Regions from separate parts of the Homo sapiens genome. Here region 1 is linked to region 2. The links are chromatin loops, found by intact Hi-C in ENCODE. Cell type or tissue: Caco-2. All regions are shown on one strand. Links, peaks and the distances in the headings refer to the core of each region. The heading gives the core; the rest is flanking DNA.

Region 1 (7,628 bases), core at 2,213-6,212, 59 kb before region 2:
ATGTGGGCCAGGCTAGTCTTGAACTCCTGACCTCAGGTGATCCACCCGCGTTGGCCTCCCGAAGAGTTGGGATTACAGGCTTGAGCCACCATGCCTGGCCTGTTTGCTGAGTTTTTATCATGAATAGGTATTAGATTTTGTTAAATGCTTTTTTGCATCCGTTGAAATGATCGTAAGTTGATTACATTGATTCATTTTTTTAAAATGACGGATCAGCCTGGCATATTTGGAATAAATCCACTTGGTATATAATTCTTTGTATACATTCTTGGATTTGATTTGATAATGTTTTGTTGAGGATTTTTGTATTCATGTTCATGAGACATATTAGTCTGTAATTTTCCTTTCTTATGATGTCTTTATTTAATTTTGGTATTGGGGAAGTGCTGGCCTCAAAGATTGAGTTAAGAAGTATCCCCACTGTTTGTTTTCTGGAAGAGATGGTAGAATACTAGTATCGTTTTGTCCGTAAATGTTTGCCAGAATTCACCAGTGTGAAACCCTCATCCTGATGTTTTCTATTCTGGGAAGTTATTAATGATTCAATTTATTTAATACATGTAAGCCTGTTCACATCAGTCATTTCTCCATGACTGAGTTTTGGTGGTTTGTGTCTTTCAAGAAATTGTTCATTTTATCATCTGAATGATCAAATGTGTGAGCATAGAGTTGTTTGTAGTATTCCTTTATTATCCTTTTAATATCCATGAGATCAAGTGATGATTCTCTTTCATGATATTAGTAATTTTGTCTTTTCTCCTTTTTTCTTGTTTGGCTAGAGATTTATTTTTATATATTTTTGAATTCTTCCTCCCCCACACAAAAAAGCAATATGTGAGAAAGAAATAGATTAGCACTAGCAGTAAGTTTCAAAATGACCTTACCAAACATTCACATAATGCAACTGGATTCATTATCCCTGCCTCTCTGTACTCAACTTGAGAAACCAGAATGATAAAAAATGACATGACTATTTACTGTGAATGTGATACAGTAATCATGTCTCTGAAGTTCAAGTATGATTAATCTTGATTACATACGGTTATACATTCTGCTTGAATTAAAGGAAAAATACCAGTTCTAGAATCCTCTGACATTTGTTTATTCTTCCCACAACTTACTTTACTAAAATTCTAATCATCTTTGAAAGATTTGGCTTATCAGGCTTGTGCTGGCTTTTAGCACCAAGAGTGTCATGTTTGAGAGGTGTGGCTATCTATGGAAACAAAGATGAAATTACTCAAACCTATACTATTTTGATGAGTCGCTCATTTCAAGGTATTAATAAGTAAGTATTCCTGTTTTTGGAATGCATAAATTGTGAAGAGAAAAGAATGGAGAAAGGTGCCAGAGAACTGGTTTGGGATAATTTATTTAGAGGGTTTTTTGTTTTTGTTTTGTGAAAAGGTATAGCTTGTATGGTTGAAAGAGTGCTTGTTTTTTGTTTTTTTTTTTAAGTCTCTGCAGTGAAGTTGAGGATGACTTGCTCACTAATTTCATAAGTTTAACAAAATTAAAAGTTTTGTTTGACTACATTATTCTTTGTATTTAGGTACCTAGTAGAACTGGGTTGTATCAAGCCGCTCTGTGATCTCCTCACGGTCATGGACTCTAAGATTGTACAGGTTGCCCTAAATGGCTTGGAAAATATCCTGAGGCTTGGAGAACAGGAAGCCAAAAGGAATGGCACTGGCATTAACCCTTACTGTGCTTTGATTGAAGAAGCTTATGGTAAGATGCTTTGGTTGAAGAAGTTTATGGCCAAGAATGAATTGGGTCATAGATAGAGTTCAGTAAAAACAATACTACTACTGCTAGGCACTGGATGAAAAGAGGACTGTTAGGAAATTGCTGCTTCTGCAGACTGGATATTACTTGCATATGTATTTAAGATGTCAGTTTATAATACTAGCTTTCAGATGTAATCCCAGCAGTCATTTCTGTGCTATTATAAAATACTTATGAGATACAAATAATCTTTCTTTACATCAAGAACAGAGATATATGACAAAATATAGTTTAGGAATATATAGTTATGGAATTTCCAATATTTATTGAAGTTTTCAATAAAGATTTTCCTTTATTCTTCATTTTAGGTCTGGATAAAATTGAGTTCTTACAGAGTCATGAAAACCAGGAGATCTACCAAAAGGCCTTTGATCTTATTGAGCATTACTTCGGGACCGAAGATGAAGACAGCAGCATTGCACCCCAGGTTGACCTTAACCAGCAGCAGTACATCTTCCAACAGTGTGAGGCTCCTATGGAAGGTTTCCAGCTTTGAAGCAATACTCTGCTTTCACGTACCTGTGTCAGACCAGGCTACCCAGTCGAGTCCTCTTGTGGAGCCCACAGTCCTCATGGAGCTAACTTCTCAAATGTTTTCCATAATACTGTTTGCGCTCATTTGCTTGCCTTGCGCACCTGCTCTCTTACACACATCTGGAAAACCTCCGGCTCTCTGTGGTGGAATACCCTTCTAATAAAAGGGTAACCAGAACGGCCCACTCTCTTTTACGGAAAAATCCCTAGGCTTTGGAGATCCGCACTTACATTAGAGTTATGGGAATATACACATATTAATGTGGCTCCCTTTTTCTTGTGGGGGAATAAAAGAGGACTCCTCCTCATTCCCTTTAACATGGGGGAAAAAACTGACATTAAAAGATGAGACTAAATCTTTATCTTGAATTTTACACAACTACTTACGACAAGGGAGATGTTTAGACCTGTTGTGTATACTTCAGAGTACTTTTCATGAGTTCTTCCACAGTGAACCCTTGGATTACCTGGTGGCTTTTTCTAGCCAGATTTGCATTAATCCTTACTGAGATTGGATGGTTTTCTTTCCTCTATTGGCGCCATTCTTCAGATATTAAAGTTAAACCATCCACTCCCTCACCTTCAGCCTTCAGTGAATGTGCTTTCTAGTTGTCAGGAATGCTGAAGAATTAACACTTTGACTCCTAAATGTGATACTGGTTTGTAGATTCCCTTAGAGCAGAAAGGAGAGGGGCACATATTAATTTGTATCGCTTTTGCTTCTCTTTGGTCTTTTGTGTCTTAGAATTTGGAAGTGGTTCATTTCTGTTGCTGGTATGAGGATTTCGAATACTTAGTAATCGAAAACCATATCCTGTAATTTAATAAAAAAAACTAAGGACGAAAAAACCCTCCAATTTTCCCAAATGCAATCAGTGTAACTAGGGGCTGTGTTTCTGCATTAAAATAAATGTTTCAGGCTTTGTGGTCCTGATCAAGGTCCTCATTAAAAAATTGGAGTTCACCCTAGGTGCTTTTCCCCTCTGTGACTGGCAGATAACACATACTTTTGAAAGTAACTTTGGGATTTTTTTCTTAGGTGCAGCTCGATTCTAATCTTTTCATGCTGCACACGATTCCTTTAATGTAGCATCCTTATCTGAAAGAAATAACCATCTTCTCAACATGACCTGCTTAACCCAAATAAGAACAGTGATCTTATAACCTCATTGTTTCCTAATCATTTTATTTCATCTCCTGCTAGTACTGTGCCGCTTCCCCCTCCCCCCACACAAAATAAAAACAGTATCTGCCTTCTGGCTCATTTAATGATGACTGCAATCTGTACCTGCAAATGGCGCTTCCAGTACTGTGTTCAGTGATCCACATTTGTGCTTGGACTGGAATGAAAAAATACGCTTAATTGCCAAGACAACTGCAAATGAGTTCAATACGACTTCTCGGTGCTAGTTGGCCATCTTGACTCAATGTTGGGATACACTACCAGAGAAGATTTTTTTGTTGATGTGCTGTTCAAAGTGAATTCTGAAGGAAAAGGTTGCTCACCTCTGTTTCAGAGCATACCCTTTTAAACCTTTTTAGACTTGTCCTCTTCTAGAATTCATTATAACCCCAAAGTGTAAAAACTATTTGGAAGTTGCCCCTGACAAGCTATTATACATCTCTGGTAAATCCTGCTGAATGTAAGGGATATTCAGAGCTTTTCATACCTCATCATGATGTTATTTAAGCAGCCAACTTATGTGACCTGATTTAAACTTTTAAAAAATCCACTTCATTCAAACTAGAAAGAGTCAAAGACAAAGGACATTTATCAGCCAAGAGTGTGACGCATTCTTCGCATCTAGTCTGTAGTAGTGTCTGTGCTCTGGGATGGATACCGTCTGATGTCTGTTTGTTATTGATGGCGCAGCCACTGCAAAACTAGTCAACTCCCATCTATAACTGTTACTTTTTCTAGTGCTGCTTTGTGCTGAGAGAACATTTTAGTTTACTGCACTTGACCTGTAAAAGACTGATTCTTTGTAATTTTAGGGATAAATTAGGTGGTTAATTTAAAGAAGAAATTTCAATGTTGCCTTTACATCACATTAAAATATAACTTCTTTCAGAAGGATAATAGAAGCACTGATTCATAGTAAAAATCTTGTTTTTAGCTTTGACTTTTTTGTGGCTGTTTTTTAAAATTGTAAATTACTAGTAACATGTCATTTCTATAGGATGTTTTAAATTATGTACCTTCCATTGGATAGTTAAAATAATTTCATTTTATAAGCCAATTTGAGTGGGAAAGATACAAAGCACACAGTTGTCTCCCCACATTAGGAAGAGTAGTGTGCATTCAGACATTCGGAATTTTTGCTAGTAGTTGGAGATGTTTCAGTGAGTGAATTAAAACAAAGTCTATTTAACTGACGTGATCTATTTTGTGTCTAAAACAGAGGAATTTATCTTGTCCTAGAAGTTCATGAACTATAAGATCTAAGTTTTTTTTTCTTTTTTAACAATAAAATGATTTTTTCTTAAAGTATCAAAGTTGGAATTGGCTAAAAGTGAAGTAGCATAACTCAGATATGTTGGAACTTGGTACTGAAGCAGGCTTTTTGGTAACAGAAATGACATTTTAAGGGGTAACTGTATATCCTGTTTTTAGTTCTTTGCCTCTCAGATTCTGTTAACTTAGTTTAAATTCACTGAATACCCTACCACTAAGGCGTTGCTCATTACAAAAGCATGTTAATTTCAATACAGGAAAACTCTTTTGTAGTTTTATATATGGATTGGGGAAAGTGACTTTGTTTTACTTTTCCTTTTTATTCCCCTCCATCCTCCAAACTTCCAATCTATATTATTTGTAATGAGAACTTTGGTGGGGGAAAAAAAGCATTAAGAGAATTTTGGATGTAAAGGCATCTGGTATCTGATGGACCAGCAGGTAGATGTGGTTGGATTGAGAAATTTTGGGTAAGGTAGATGATAGAAGAAAGAGATTTTAGGAGACACAGTTCTCTGTGGAACACTTTCTTTCATGTTCCTGTAACTAATTGATCAAGACCCTTTTAAACGCTTATCTTTGTCAGTTCCGCTTTTGAAAAAACTATTGCCCTAGGATTGTTTCTTCCATATGACAGATGAAGGTTATTGGCTCTGAGTCATTTTTGGCATTATCGTCACAGATAAAAAGATTGGCAATTAATCTCATAAAAAATCTGAATTATTCCAGATTGCTGCCGATTTTTGCCTAAGAAACAATATGTAAGTATATTTTATAAACCAAACTTTGTCAACCAATTCTATTGTACGTCTACCCACAGGCAACTTTGAATTTACTTCTCTAGTGCTAAATAAACATTTCAGCGATTTAATCCCCCAACTTGGGGGATGCATTATGAAAAGGTTTTCCTGGAGTCAAGGGGTTTTTCTTTCTCGCTAGTTTTGTGAAAATTTTTATATCAATAGGCAAATCATTATAACTTTTTAGGGGTTGATGGTTTTTAAGTATATTGGAAATTGTGGTGTCTAAGGATGATGTTCAGTGAAGAAAAGGGATCCACTTTTAGAAACCAGCATTGTTTGCTTTCAACTTTCATACTGTATGCTAACTCCTACGTTCCAAAATGTGCTCATTTGCAGACACAGGTATGCCTATATACATGGAAGTCTCAAATCTGAATTTTTATCCATCTCAATATGACCATTTCTCTCTGTTGTGAGCTGAACAGATTAAGTATATATCTGCCAGGTTGGGAAATATTTTGGTCTATCTTTTCCTGTCATCAGAACTTAATTTAAAAAAATTATCAAAGGTCAGATGTGACTACTACAGTAAGTTGGCTATCATAAAGAATATTCCATAAAATGTTTTATCTGCCATACAAAATTACTGGGTTTATGGCCGGATGTGGTGGCTCATGCCTGTAATCCCAGCAGTTCAGGATTACAGGTTATATACAGGTTATAACAATGGATACCAGGACATCAGAATATCTGATAAAGCAAATATTTATATGCTAATTTAAAATATCAAATTGCTACTGGACATAAAATACATCTGGAAGCTTGGGGTAAGAAGAAAGAAAAGAAGTGTTCCGTTCTGTTTTCAACTAAGGGTAAACGAAGTCCCAGAGTGTTTTCCCTGTAGGTCAAATTAAGGTAACATGTCTTTATTTGATCATCTATTGTACACCAGATACCTGGCTAAGGGCTTTCCTTTTTTCTCATGTAGTCTTCCAAATGTTCTTTGATAATTGTCACTATATTATAGATGACAAAGTGAAGACTTACGAGAAATTACTTTGCCCCAAGGTTACAACACTTAGATGGCTGTCCAAGGGCGGGGAAGAGCCCTGCAAATTCTGTGTCTTGAAGAAAGCAGTGGCCACGCAGTAGTTCCGTGCCCAGGATCTCCCAGAACTAGACTTGGCAACCACAGCTGGGCCAGCCTTTTTTGTTAGACCATTCTTCCTGACTCCTGCTTACCATCAGCACCCTTAAAATGACGAAATCAGGCTTAAGTTGCTTTTAGGTTACACAGACTGGAGTGTAGGCCCTCTCAGGCCAAACATCTTTCCTCTTCTGTGGTGCTAAAATTCTGTATGACCAGACAAGTATGGTAATAGGTTTTTTTTTTTTTTTTTTTTGTGCAAATGATTTTGTGTTTAGTAAAATAATGGCTAAACACATGGATCCATTCAAACGCACAAATGTGGAAAGTATTGACACGGAAGGAAAGGCTTTGAAGAATTACTGCCTCAGGAAGCAGTGCCATGGATGCGAATTTAACACAGTCTACTTCTTCCTAAAGGAATATCATCCCAAGGAATGTCAAAAATTAAAATCACCTTTTAATGTACTGGTTGTTGAGTGTTTCTGCTTTACCTCAAGTCATTCTGACCACTCTACATCCTGCTTCAAAGTGTTCTGACACTTAGATTTGGAATGGCTCTAATGATTCTTTGTACTTGAATGTGGTCTGTCAGGCCATGGGTGAGTGCCTTGCACATAGTAGACATTCAATAAATACTAAATGAAGGAATATGCATGCATCTTTGTGATGTTAGTAAAGGGTGCTTGATAAAAGAAAATTCAAAGGAATTCCCTTATGCTGTTACTTGAAACCAGGATCAACATCTTAAGCAAATGTCTCAACGTGTTTTATATGCAGTTACTTTTCAGAAGACATGATTTGACCTGAAGTTTACAAAATCAAACATTGTCATAGCAGAGGTCTGGTATTTAAAAACAAACAAAGTGTCTTAGAAAAGCTAGTGGCCGGGTGCGGTGGCTCATGCCTGTAATCCCAGCACTTTGGGAGGCCGAGGCAGGTGGATCACGAGGTCAGGAGA
Region 2 (6,939 bases), core at 91-4,090:
GTACCTCATTATAATTTATTTCCCTACTGTGTAAAAGTTGCTAGGGATCTTTGGCTTTTTCTTGGACATGACTTTTTCCCATTTCCTCCCCTATCCCTGCAGTGTTTTTACTTTTAAGAAAATAGCAAGTACCTACCTAGGGATGTGTCAGAGGAAGCCTTATTTTCCCAAATCAACTATAATGTAGATAGGGTGTAGACTTCAGAATACAGTTAATGCAGCAGAACTGTTTCTTTACAGCACTTGTATGTGACGTGTCAAGGAAACAATAGAAAAATACAGCATATTTTATTATGTGGGATTTATTGCTGTCTTTCTTTTGAGGGGACTCTTAGGGGGTAACTTTTTATCTTGTATAATTTCAAACTTACCAAAAAGTTGTAAGAATAGTGTAAGGAACTCCCATGTGCCCTTTACCTATATTCACTTATTGTTTATATGTTGCCCCACCTGCTTTACAGTTCATTCTCTTCACCCTCCCTCTCTCCTTCTCTTCACCCTCCCTCTCTCCTTCTCTTCATCCTTCCCTGCCTTCCTCCCTCTCCCTGTCTCCCCACACACCTGTATGCATAAATACAGTTTTTTCATGAACCATTTTGAGACTATGTTATACACATTGTACCACTTTACCCTTAAACTCATTAGTTATTTCTAAGAACAGGGACTTTTCCTACAGGACCAGTGTACAATTATCAAAATCATGGTTTTTTTTTTGTTTTTTGAGATGGGGTCTCACTCTGTCACCTAGGCTGGAGTGCAGTGTTGCAATCTCAGCTTACTGCAACCTCTGGTTCTGGGGCTCAAGCAATCCTGCCTCAGCCTCCCCAGTAGCTGGGACTACGGGCGCGAACCACCACACCCAGCTTATTTTTTGTATTTTGGGTAGAGATGGAGTCTCACCATGTTACACGGGTTTATCTCAAACTCCTGAGCTCAAAGTGATCCACCTTCCTCAGCCTCCCAAAGTGCTAGGATTATAGGTGTGAGCCATCACACCTGACTTCATGTTTGTATTTTAAGATGGCATAATAGGTGACTTACGGATCCTTGTGGGATTGAGTCATGCTTTTCATACTGCACAGTCATGAAGTTTGCCCTTTGTTTAGTAGATGTAGCTGAACTTTGAAAAGGGGACCTCGTCATCTATTGAAAACTATTAGTAGAAAAGAAAAGAAACCTCTTTCCTTGTAGCTGGCTGCACACAAGGTGAGTAGGCCAGGCTGCTGCACTTTTTCGATCATTCCGCCAATTCTGGATGTCTCACTGGATCCAGGACTCAGCCACTGTCTTTGCTGCTCTCTTTGTTCATGACTACTGCGTCAGGTCTGTATTCCATACCTGCTCATGCCACAGGCACTGGTGGATCCCTTGGACAGTGACCTTATGCAGTGATGTTGATCTTACTCCCCTTGCTGTTCATGAAGGCATATAGATTATTTATTTATTTATTTATTTATTTATTTATTTATTTATTTATTTTTGAGATGGAGTCTCGCACTATCGCCTGGGCTGGAGTGCAGTGGTGCAATCTTGGCTCACTGAAACTTCCGCCTCCCAGGTTCAAGAGATTCTCCTGCCTCAGCCTCCCTAGTAGCTGGGGTTACAGGTGCCTGCCACCACGTCCAGCTAATTTTTTTTTGTATTTTTAGTAGAGACAGGGTTTCACCATGTTGGCCAGACTGGTCTCGAACTCCTGACCTTGTGATCTGCCCGTCTCAGCTTCCCAAAGTGCTGGGATTACAGGCATGAGCCACCGTGTCCAGCCGGCATATAGATAATTTATATAAAACTGGTGAAAGTCTAGTAATTTTGGAGTTTGTATTTCAACGCCCTTGAAGGTGTTGACAAAGGAAACTGCAGGGCAAAGGCTGTTAAATTGGAAACTGAAAAGTCACTGTTTGCAGATCAAGTCAAACAACAGAGTGACTCATTAGTGGAGAGCAAAGTTCAAAACTCTACTGAGTGTTTGGGAATGATTGTGACACACAATTTGCTCAGCCTTGAGATCTGCCCTTGTGTCTTTAGGGCCCAGATAGAATCACCAGGATGACCACTGCAAGGAGGGTTTAGAAACCAATCAGTGAGTTGCATGAGGTTTGCTTTCTAGCTTGATAACATATAGGGTTGGGGGTAACCATGGGGTAGTACATAAGCAAATAAGGAAATGTGAATTTTTTTTTTCAATTTTCAAGTTTGCTATGAAGATTATGGAATCAGAGAGAGCTCTTGGAGATGGTACAGCTCTACCTCTTCATTTTCTATCTGAGGAAAAAGACTCAGAGATACTTGAGATACTAACTGACACCCCCAAAGCCACAAGCTAGTAAGTGGTAGAACTGGGACTTTAACCCATCTCTTCTGACCCTGCATTCAGTCAGTTTCTTTAAGTTGTGACTAATAGTCAGATACTTTAGTGAGTATATTTCATTTATAGACAGATGCCAGTCAAAAAATCCCCACTAGTTTACCTGAATATTTAACTCAAAAAAAGCACCTTCGTTGCTGGACCTCTATAACTGCTGTCACATGTTAGTGGCCTTAAGTTTACCTGTTGAAGACCTACAGTCTCAAAGACAACTGTCTCAAAGGTGACAGTTTGTTGGTAGCACTGATAAAATTGTATTAGAAATTGGCTGTAATATCTGCAATGTTGTAGAATTTTAAAAAATAATCCAAAGGCAGACAGCTCTGAGGAAATAAATCCCACCTACCTTGGTGGCTTTGTAACCTTGTGTATTAATTGTTCTGAAAAGTCTGATTTTGAATCTGTAAAATGGAGTTGATACCTAATAACTTCTTATTTCTGGGGGGCATGTGCGGGGAGGATTCAAGGATGTAAGTAAGAGCTAGCATATTGGCTGCTACAAAGTAGCAGTTTCTTTCCTTTATGAGTCTCTGGGACTCCATATTTGTTGCATTAATCTTCTTTGTCATATCACCAACCAGTGGTTTCTAGCTTTTGTTTCACTACTGCTTAAGGGCAGGGTGTTGTGACAGGGGAGGATTCCCTGTCTCAGTGTCAGGGTATTCTCTTTTGGACAGTTCTAATGTTCGAAGATTTTCATATTGTGAAATTCTGCTCCCATGATATATAAGTACTGCTTCTTAATCTTCTCTCTGGAGTTACCCAGGATAATTCTGAACCCTTTTCTACATAGTATCCCTTTAAATATTTGAGAGCAGTTTTGAAGACTATCTTAGTGACTTTCACACTGTTCTTCAACTGAAATTATTTCTTTGGCAGTCAGTCCAGGCTTTGTCAGAGAAGTGGAGCTTTAATGATTTTGGTCTGTATGGCTGATTAAAATGGGAACTTAGGTTGCATTGGTGGGCTTCTTCAGGCTTGTTACTACTGCACAGCACAGGACTAATTGTCAGAATGAGTCCTTCTCCTTGTTCCACAGTTCTAGCCATATGTACAGGCCTACGCTTTGACGCCAGTTCTGAATCTAAGAAGGGAGTTTGCAAGGAGCCATTGGATCTGTCCGAAGTTCCATTCTTATCGTTGTTGCCACAAATTTCTCAAACCTCCTGCCTGAACTGCGCTCCTGGTTGGCCAGGGTCTTTGGCCTAGGTGTCAGATTCATGCTTGCCCAGATCTTGTTGAGCTTTCTGACATTTTGTTCCCAAATCTGGCCTGGGTTCTTCACTTTGGCCTGAGGAAATCGTCCTGGTGTTAACCTCTTAGTTGGCATCAACCTATAGTTCATGCTTTTTTCTCCTCATTTTCCTGAATATTTTCAAGCCTTCTGCCTGGAACTAGCCAGCTTTTTCCCCTTCAAGTCCTCTAACAAAATGCTACTGGGAGTATGGTGAGTCCTGCTCTCAGGGCCTGGCAATGGAATTGGCTACTTTTCTGTTGGAGTAATTAGGTTGGCAGTTATAAAGAAAGCTAGAAAGACTTGGCATTTTTAGCCTGAGACCTCTGACTGTATGGTTAAGGTGTGAGGAAACGCATGCCTTTCTAGATCACTTCCATGTATATTCTCTTTCCTCCCTGAGGGTTTTTTTTCTTAATTCTCTATTCAGGTCAGGTTTGCACTTCCTTGTCCTTTTTTTCCTCTGTGCTATCTTTGCAAGTCTGTAGTTGTATGATCAATCTCTAGAACTGGAATCCCTGGGTTCAAGGACATGAGAATGTACATTTCCTATGATTCTTGCCAAATTGCCCTCCATAGATTTTGTAACAATTTATACTCTTACTAAGAATATATGAGTATATCTTTTCACGTACCTTCACTAATGTTAGGTTTTATCAAACTTATTCATTCTGCCATGTTATGGCTTAATTTGCATTTCTTTATACTGGAGTAAGATTGGCATTTTGTTATGTTTACTGGCCTTTTGTATGTCTTCTGTGAACTGACTGGCCTTGGGATATTTTTTTTTTAAAGCTCTCAAGGTGATTAGGATATGCAGCAAAGTTTGAGATTAGCAATTGATTAGATATGGGGAAAGCTGATTGTGTCAAAGAAGCTTCCAAACTCTGCCATTAACAGACAAAAATACTAGAGCAGTAGCAGGTTTTGTTGGGTAAACATGAGTGTGGTTTTAGCTCTTTAAATTTTATAACTTCAGTTTTTTTTCTTGCTCTTTAAATTTTATAACTTCAATTTTTTTTTTTCTTGCAGTTGAAATGGATGCAGTCAGAACTGAATGTTGAAGAAGTGGTAAATGACAGGAGCTGGAAGGTATAAAATAATGTTGGTGTTTGGAAAGAAGTAGGAGGGAAACTGAACTAGCAAAGGGAAACCAAGGGAGGGGGAGTAAAGAGTGCCTTGAGGCTGTAAGGAAAGTAGAGATCACTCGTTTACATTTACAATTGAGGATTGTAACCTTTTGGGGTTGGGGGGAGGGTAGGGAGAGCAGGATGCAGTTAGCATCTAATTAGAGCCATTTTATAACGATTAGCTTTACAGGGCCAGGCGAGGTGGCTCACACCTGTAATCCCAACACTTTGGGAGGCCAAGGTGGGTGGGTCACCTGAAGTCAGGTGTCTACTAAAAATACAAAAATTAGCGTGGTGGCATGAGCCTGTAATCCCAGCTACTCGGGAGGCTGAGGCAGGAGAATCGCTCGAACCCAGGAGGCAGAGGTTGGAGTGAGCTGAGATCAAGCCATTGCACTCCAGCCTGGGCAACAGAATGAGACTCCATCTCCAAAAAAAAAAACCAAAACAAAACAAAACAAAATTAGCTTTATAAGCATATGATAGAACTGAATGAGCTGCCATCATAACAGCATTAGAGACATTCTCTATGTCTCCTAACACTAATTACAGGCATGGTTGCTATTTAGAGTTACTACTCAGAACCTTCAAGGAGGCTATTTGTTCAAATTAGCCTTTTTGAGCTCAGTTACTTTCCGTAAGTTTTCCTATCATTAGGTAACCTATACGGTTGCTTGTCTTCTAACTTACCTGATCATAAAACTTGTTATTATATGTAGTTTTACTGGTATCTGATAAGGCTTTTTATTGCTCATAGATTTACAAGCTCCTTATTATCATTGCATAGTTCTTGTTAGGAACTAGATTAGGGGACCAGATCCCAGAAACATATAGTCAAAATTCATGAAACTCTGACTTTAGTTTTCTGAAAAAGTATATCCATTTACCCCTCTCTAAAACTCTAAAAGATTTACGAAGGGCAAAAATCTATTAAATCTGAGAAAATGTACTGAAAATTCTGTTTTATCATTTGAATTTAACTACTGGAATGTTGTTAAACTATATGCTTATAAGAGAGGTTAGCTGAACCAAAACCAGAATGTACCGGCTTGCTGAGACATGAACACATTGCAAAATACAAATTGGCTTTCTTTGCTTTATCACATTTCTCTATCTTATCCTCTTTGCCAAGGTTTCCTATTCCTGCCCTTTCCACCAACATGATAAGGTGTCTGTCACTTGAGAGGATTTGGCAATATTTCCCATTTATATTCTCTGGAAAAATAATATTTACTCTTGGGATTGGATGGGGAAGGGGTACAATGAAACATCTGGCTTGAAAAAACAAGTGCAGAAGTTTATGATATATGTAAAATGTAGTGGGAAGAGTGAACTATTTTGAATTTAATATTAGTTTTAAAGAAAATATGTTCTATCCACTCCACAGAAGATGAGGCCCCTACTTGTTTTAAAAAGAAGAAAATGTAGCCATGGTGCTCTGGTGCAGTGGGCCAGCAGAAGTGGATAGGAAATCATTTGGGAAAAGGATTTGGAGAAGCTCAGCCAAGTTGTATATATCACCCCAACCAGTGTGTCAAGGCCACTAAACTGAAGCCTCCCTCTTGTCTGATTGGGAATTTCAGGGAAATGTCAGGGCTGGAAATGGGTGAGATGAATTGTAAGACAAAAGGGCTAGACAGAGTCTATATAATTTCTACATATTTTCTATTAATTGTGAGATGCATATGCGAAAGATTATGTGACATGTAGAATTTAATGAATATTAATAAAATGAATATTCATGTATCTACCACTCAGCTTAAGAAATTGAATAATAGGTCAGGCGCAGCACTTTACTGGCTCACGCCTGTAATCCCAGCACTTTGGGAGGCCGAGGTGAGTGGGTCTCTTGAGGTCAGGAGTTCGATACCAGCCTGACCAACAGGGTGAAACCCCGTCTCTACTAAAAATACAAAAAATTAGCTGGGCATGGTGGCGGGTGCCTGTAGTCCCAGCTACTCGGGAGGCTGAGGCGGGAGAATTGCTTGAACCCAGGAGGTGGAGGTTTCAGTGAGCCGAGATCACGCCATTGCACTCCAGCCTGGGCGACAAGAGCGAAACTCCGTCTCAAAAAAATAAATAAATAAAAAGAAATAGAGTAACAGTACCTCACAACCTCTGTGTTTAGATTTTTCTTTTATTTTTATAATAGTCAATGGCAGCCAACATAGGTAGTTTGTTTTTTTTTAACCTAAAAAGTGATTTGTTCT

The links. Hi-C counts contacts between places; a loop is a spot of excess contacts. Peaks named below come from ENCODE experiments on the same cell type or tissue, not always from the same donor. Only the 100,000 strongest peaks of a DNase experiment are listed, where the experiment ranks them.
Region 1: it touches region 2 in a loop (4-fold over the local background); 1 of 110 quality-filtered maps calls a loop at or near these places.

The regions. Positions count from the first base shown.
Region 1 is chr3:122,421,641-122,429,268 of GRCh38, reverse strand. It overlaps KPNA1 (karyopherin subunit alpha 1), which reads left to right. Exons shown (of 14, transcript NM_002264.4): 13 at 1,553-1,731; 14 at 2,097-7,367. The coding sequence ends at 2,284. All of the region lies in intron 1 of WDR5B-DT (WDR5B divergent transcript), which reads right to left. Among named protein-coding and RNA genes, the nearest start is that of WDR5B-DT, 9.2 kb to the right of the region's middle. In Caco-2, for the core only: no CTCF peak of the experiment used is centred there; no DNase peak of the experiment used is centred there.
Region 2 is chr3:122,360,720-122,367,658 of GRCh38, reverse strand. It overlaps MIX23 (mitochondrial matrix import factor 23), which reads left to right. Exons shown (of 5, transcript NM_001017928.4): 4 at 4,632-4,691. Among named protein-coding and RNA genes, the nearest start is that of MIX23, 19 kb to the left of the region's middle. RefSeq lists a cis regulatory region at 1,937-1,950 and an enhancer at 1,871-2,015. In Caco-2, for the core only: no CTCF peak of the experiment used is centred there; a DNase peak (open chromatin) is centred at 1,918.